2 separate regions of the Homo sapiens genome follow, and region 1 is linked to region 2. The links are chromatin contacts, found by Hi-C or POLR2A ChIA-PET in ENCODE. All regions are on one chromosome and are shown on one strand. Each heading gives the region's core, a stretch centred on a gene start or an enhancer-like site at or near the end of the contact. The rest is flanking DNA. Distances are from core to core; before and after follow the strand shown.

The links. Hi-C counts contacts between places; a loop is a spot of excess contacts on that map. ChIA-PET counts read pairs that join two places held with the same protein, here RNA polymerase II (POLR2A). Pooled maps may share reads with other maps.
Region 1: a pooled map shows a loop between it and region 2 (4-fold over the local background). The contact joins the enhancer-like site here to the promoter of SORBS1 in region 2. A Hi-C loop is called at or near these places in 6 of 50 pooled maps. POLR2A ChIA-PET finds 5 or more read pairs at or near these places in 3 of 52 experiments (Caco-2, MCF 10A and activated T-cell).

What each region holds. Positions count from the first base shown.
Region 1 is chr10:95,840,553-95,843,252 of GRCh38, forward strand. ENTPD1 (ectonucleoside triphosphate diphosphohydrolase 1) reads left to right here. Exons shown (of 10, transcript NM_001776.6): 4 at 1,792-1,942. All of the region lies in intron 4 of ENTPD1-AS1 (ENTPD1 antisense RNA 1), which reads right to left. Among named protein-coding and RNA genes, the nearest start is that of CC2D2B, 66 kb to the right of the region's middle. RefSeq lists an enhancer at 1,357-1,496. Within about 2 kb of position 1,304, at least 7 of the 41 ENCODE cell types and tissues checked have a DNase peak (open chromatin) inside an H3K27ac peak, as active enhancers do.
Region 2 is chr10:95,559,930-95,562,629 of GRCh38, forward strand. SORBS1 (sorbin and SH3 domain containing 1) reads right to left here and starts at 1,442. Exons shown (of 33, transcript NM_001034954.3): 1 at 1,391-1,442. RefSeq lists an enhancer at 1,025-1,787 and silencers at 1,272-1,381, 1,422-1,791.

The DNA of each region.
Region 1 (2,700 bases), core at 54-2,553, 280 kb after region 2:
GTTTCACAGAGAAGGAAACAAAAACCTGGAGGATTAGTGCCTTGAAAGTAGCAACAGAATAGAGACAAGAATCTAGGTCTCCTAATTACACTCTAGGTTTCCTGCTACTCTGAGCTGCTGCATTATATATCAATAATTTTTTTCTTTTAAGGTCATAATATGTTAGAGTGGTTGACATTCAGCTTTCAATCCCTTTACCCAGTACCCTACCATGCACCATTATACCACAGTCTCTCTGACTTTTATCTCTCTTAGCCTTTTGAGCTGGGAACCCACTGTTTATTTTTAGTCAGACTGATAGCCTAGATCCTAGAAGATAATTGATTTTCAGTTTGACAGCCTGTGGAATCCACTAATTTTCACAGGTCGTCAAGAAAGTAGTAGAGAGGAGATATTTCCAAGAGAGCAAGTCATTCTACCCAGTAGCCCCATCAATACTGACACTTTGGCCCCATCTGAGACAGTACTTCTGGCCTTTCTTAAAGCCCAAATCCCTCATTTTATTGGCTTTTATTTGACACACTGCCTTCCATTTTTAAAAGTTATTTTAATGGCCAAGCACGGTGGCTCATGCCTGTAATCCCAGCACTTTGGGAGGCTGAGGTGGGCGGATCACAAGGTCAGGAGATGGAGACCATCCTGGCTAACACGGTGAAACCCTGTATCTACTAAAAATACAAAAAAATTAGCTAGGCATGGTGGTGCGTGCCTGTAGTCCCAGCTACTAGGGTGGCTGAGGCAGGAGAATCACTTGAACCCGGGAGGCGGAGGTTGCAGTTAGCCGAGATCGCGCCACTACACTCCAGCCTGGGCGACAGAGCAAGACTCCGTCTCAAAAAAAAAAATCTAGCAGATGTCCTTCTTCTGAGACTTATCCCATGAGCGTTTGGCCTAACAATGAAGGATTCTTCCCTCTCAAAAGAGAGAGTTCTCTAGTTAATCAAATATTTAACACCAAATTTTCTGAATCAAAACAATTAGCTGGTAACTTAGAGCTGATTTTCTCATGGTTATTAGGCTGTTTGAAAACCTGTGAATGATCTGGATAACTTATTTGAATAATTATCCTTAAAGCAATTACTCTGCTATGAAGCACTGATAGTGTAGATATTTATCTTAATGTGAGATGAAAGTGTTGTTATAACTTCAAAAAGCTTAAGGAATCTTGGCTCTAATCCTCCATAGCAACAGTCGGTTTTGCTCTAAAACTGGAAAAACAGTTTTGCTAGGGAGGCAGGATATCGGAGTGGAAAAGTCACTGAAGAGACATAGATTCTGTTCCTCTTTCTTGTAACAGGAAGCAACTCCACCTCAGAAACTTTAAGGTGCTGGCCAGGATCAGATAACTAGTTAGTGGCAGCTTCCATCTTTTTAGTAAAAGCCAATTTGTCTGACGCTTAATTTTTATTCCAAGTGTTATCTTTAGGTCTTTTAGGAACTAGTGTCATTAATTACAGTGTTCTGGAGGAAATATCAAAAAGCAGCTAACAGAGTAGCTATCTATAATATCCCCATTAAAGTCTGAGAATGTTATGCAATTGAATATGAAATTGCGCCATCCAGTGGCAGAATTATTGAACACTGAACAGACCCAACTTAAAGTCTGGAAATTAAATCCTCTCAAGGCTAGGTCCAGTGAATTACCCTCTAAGTACAATAACCTAATGTATAGTACATCAGGAAATTGTTTTCTTGTATTTTTTTCAAAACACCATATTTTGATCTACTATTGTCAAGGTATGTTTTATAATTTTTTTTTAAAAGATTGTTATCTTCTACATTTTTTCCTAGGTCCTGGAATCTCAAAATTTGTTCAGAAAGTAAATGAAATAGGCATTTACCTGACTGATTGCATGGAAAGAGCTAGGGAAGTGATTCCAAGGTCCCAGCACCAAGAGACACCCGTTTACCTGGGAGCCACGGCAGGCATGCGGTTGCTCAGGTATAGCAGCATGTAGGGACCAAGAGTATCTGGGAGTTAGGCTTGGCAGTGAAAGAGCCTCTGAAGTTATGGGAAAGGGCCACACTCCCTAATACCCCAAGTTCTACACACCCAAGTCCATACTTAAGAAAGGATATTTTAGTAAGTGAATAAAATGTTCAAACTCTTAGTATATATAGGGGTAGGATTTTATGTATGTTAAAAAAAAAAGCCCCCTTGTGCATCTCCCTATGGGGGATTCAAAGGGGAAGGGGCACAGGGAGAGAAAGACTGGGCCCGTATACTCTGGGGTTTGGGGCTACAGATTTAACTATTCAATATCTGGGAGGAAGAGGATAAGAGGAGACTCATAGACATCCCAGGTCATAAATATTCACAACTAGCACATCTTTATATCACTTGATACCTGTGTGAATTATTTGTTCACTTGTTCATTCATTCAGCATATAGTGCCTGCTCTATCCAGAATATGAAAACTCAACCCTCAAGGAAATCAGTTTCAATGCAGGGTGATCAGTGTTTTAATAGAGGAGTGCTCAGAGCTGCTATGGGAGCACATTTGGCCCTGCCCAGGGTGAGAGGAGGTCAGGAAGACTTAGAGGAAGGGATGCCTGAACTGAATCATGAAAAATGAGTTGGAGGATCGGGGAACAGCTTTATCAGCAGAACAGACAGCATGCATTCAGTAACTGATGTTTATTCAGCACCTATTATATGTCAGGCACTGTTCTAAGTACTGAGGATACAACAGTGAACAG
Region 2 (2,700 bases), core at 192-2,691:
CAACCCTCCTCTCTTCGATCACCACCAAGATACCTTTCCAACCAAAACCACAGAATTGAATCTAAGCAGAGGAGCTCAAAACACAAGGAGAGTGAAGACAGCCAATCCATCCCCCGCCTCCACTTAAGAGGAAAAAAGGGCGCGGGGGGCTGGGCGGGGGGGGGGGTGTTGAGGGGAGAGATGGAGTCAGAGGCCTGACACGCCAGATAGGTTCCATGATGTCTCTAGATGAACCTCCCTCCTATTGACGATGAAACCAATTCCAGCAATTTCAGCAGGTCGGCCCTGTGACAACAGGGGCATCCCAACGCTCAGTGTTTAAAACAAAAATCCAAAGGCTCGCCCAGAACATGCTGGGAAAAACCGAGGACTGAACAAAACGAGCCATGCTCAGTGGGATCCCTTCTGCTTTTACGTAGCAATGTAATAGCGTAATAAATTCTTGTCTGCCTGGAGAAAGCATGCACTGGTGAATTTCAAAGCCATCTTACGACAGCGGATGCATGGGGATGCAGAATTCGACAGCACATTCCCCCATGAAGGAAACATAATGACTTCAAGCCTCTTTCCCCTCTATCTTGAATGGCGCTACCACGTATCAAGGAAGCCACATCGGAAAGCAGCGAGGTGGTAGCAGGGGATGCCCGGGGAATTCGGAGAAAGGAGTTGCTTGCTGTCCATGTCGGTGATGAGCTGCCTAGCAAGATGCTGTCAGCCACTCGGGGAGAAGAAGGGGCACGGGCGGCACGGGCAGGCGCCGTGTCCCCGGCGCATACTAGTCCCCGTTCATTCAGGCGGGTCCGGCCAACCGCGTCGTCCTTGCGCCCCTCCCGCCGCCCTCTCCAGGGGATGCTGATGAATGAACACACCTGAGATGCCTCCATCCCGCCGCTCGCTCCCTCCGCCTTCCTCTGGCTGCTGCAGAGGTGCCCCTCCTCGGTAGTTTCACTTTACAGCACAAACCCATTCGGGCTTTGATGTCTCCTCCACCCACCCAAATTGCAGCCACCCTGAGACGGGCGGACATTCTCTCCTAGCAGAGGCCATGATCGTACTACCCCACACCCACCAAAAAAGGAAATTTAAAAACCCCCAACCCTGGAAGCCCCCAGATCCTCCGCACCCTGGGGAACTTTCCTTGAAAGACTGGGGATTCGCCGAGCAGGCAGGATGGACGGTTCGGCCGCGAGGGACCACCGCTTTCCCTGTGCCCATGGGGGGATGCTCTGGGGGAGGGGGTCCCCCAAGTCCCTCCAACAGCTGGCCCTTTAAATGCGCCTCCTCCGAGCGCGGAACAAAGGCGCCGCCCGCGGGGGCCGAGCCGCGCACACCCCCGGCGCTGCCGCCGCCGAGCGGGCAAGCGCGGCCGGGCGGGCGAGCGCGGGCTTACCTTGCTGGTCGCCGGGCGGGCGGGCTGCGCGCGTCCGCCCCACTCGCACTACACGCTGCAGCTGGCCCCGCTCTGTTTTTCTGGGACTCAGCGCTGACTTCACCGACACTCCGCGGACAACCAATGGGCTGCGGTGCCCGCCCCCTCATTAGCATGCCTCTGGAACCGTCCACTCTGGCAGCGCCCGGCCAGCGGGCGGTGCCGGGGGCGGGGCCGGGCCCAGCCGTGACAGGAAGGGGCGTGTGCGCGGATGGGAGGCGAAGAAGTGTCCGGCGCCCGGCTCCTGGCATTGTGAGCCCGCCGGCCTCCGCCGGTAACGGGCGCGCGGGCCTAGTAACCCTTTCCGTCCTGGCCGGGCCGGACGCTGGCCTGGCGCGCCTTCTGGTCCTTCGGAAGGGTCGCCCACGGGGAGCTTGGAAGGAACCTTAGACGTAAAATAACAGTGATAAGTTATTTAACTCCTGGGCCTCAGTTTACCCATCTGTAAAATGGCATAATAGTCCGACTTCGTAAAATCTAGTGAAGATTAACATAGTTAACATAGGTGATGCATTTTGATCAGTTCCTGGCCGTCGTGCTACATAAACGTTTGCTGTTGTCATTCGTGTGCTCTGTACCAGCCAGTGTGCTTAATGCTTCCCGGATATTTCCTCATTTGATCCTCTTAGCCTGATAAGAGAGGAACGATTACTAATCCATATTTTTCTAGTGAGAAAACTGAAAATAATTACTATTTTTATGCAGGAAAACTGAGGTGTAGTTTAAGTGGCTTGTCCGAGGTCACACAGCAAGTGGTGCAACCAGGATTTGAACCCAGGCTCTGAGATTTCACTCATGCAACACACATATATTTAGAGGCTCTGTGGCAGTGCTGGACCCCAGTGTTAACTGCAGAGAACAAGACAGGCAAGGCCTTTTCCCTTAGGAAGCTTCCATTTTAGTGGAGACAAGTAAATAAATAAGATCCTCTACAATGTGAAAAGTAGAGTGCATACAATGCAACAAGGTCATTGCAAGTGGGGGGAAGGCACCGTGTTAGATGGGGTTCAGAGCTAACCACTGTGCTATGCCATTCTCCTGACCTCCTCTAGTCCCCCTCAGAGTTACAGAAAAGGAAACAGAGACAGGGATCAGAGTGGGGAATCTGCTGGCCCAAGGTCGCAGAGCCAGCAAGTACTGGTCTGGAACTTGCTCCCTCCATGCCCAGCTTCCCACATCCCTGAAGATAAGACACTCGCCCTTTGGGCTGAGCACAACTGATTTTTGTCAGCTGCCCTTGCAAGCATCTTCAGCCAGAGCACATTCTCAGT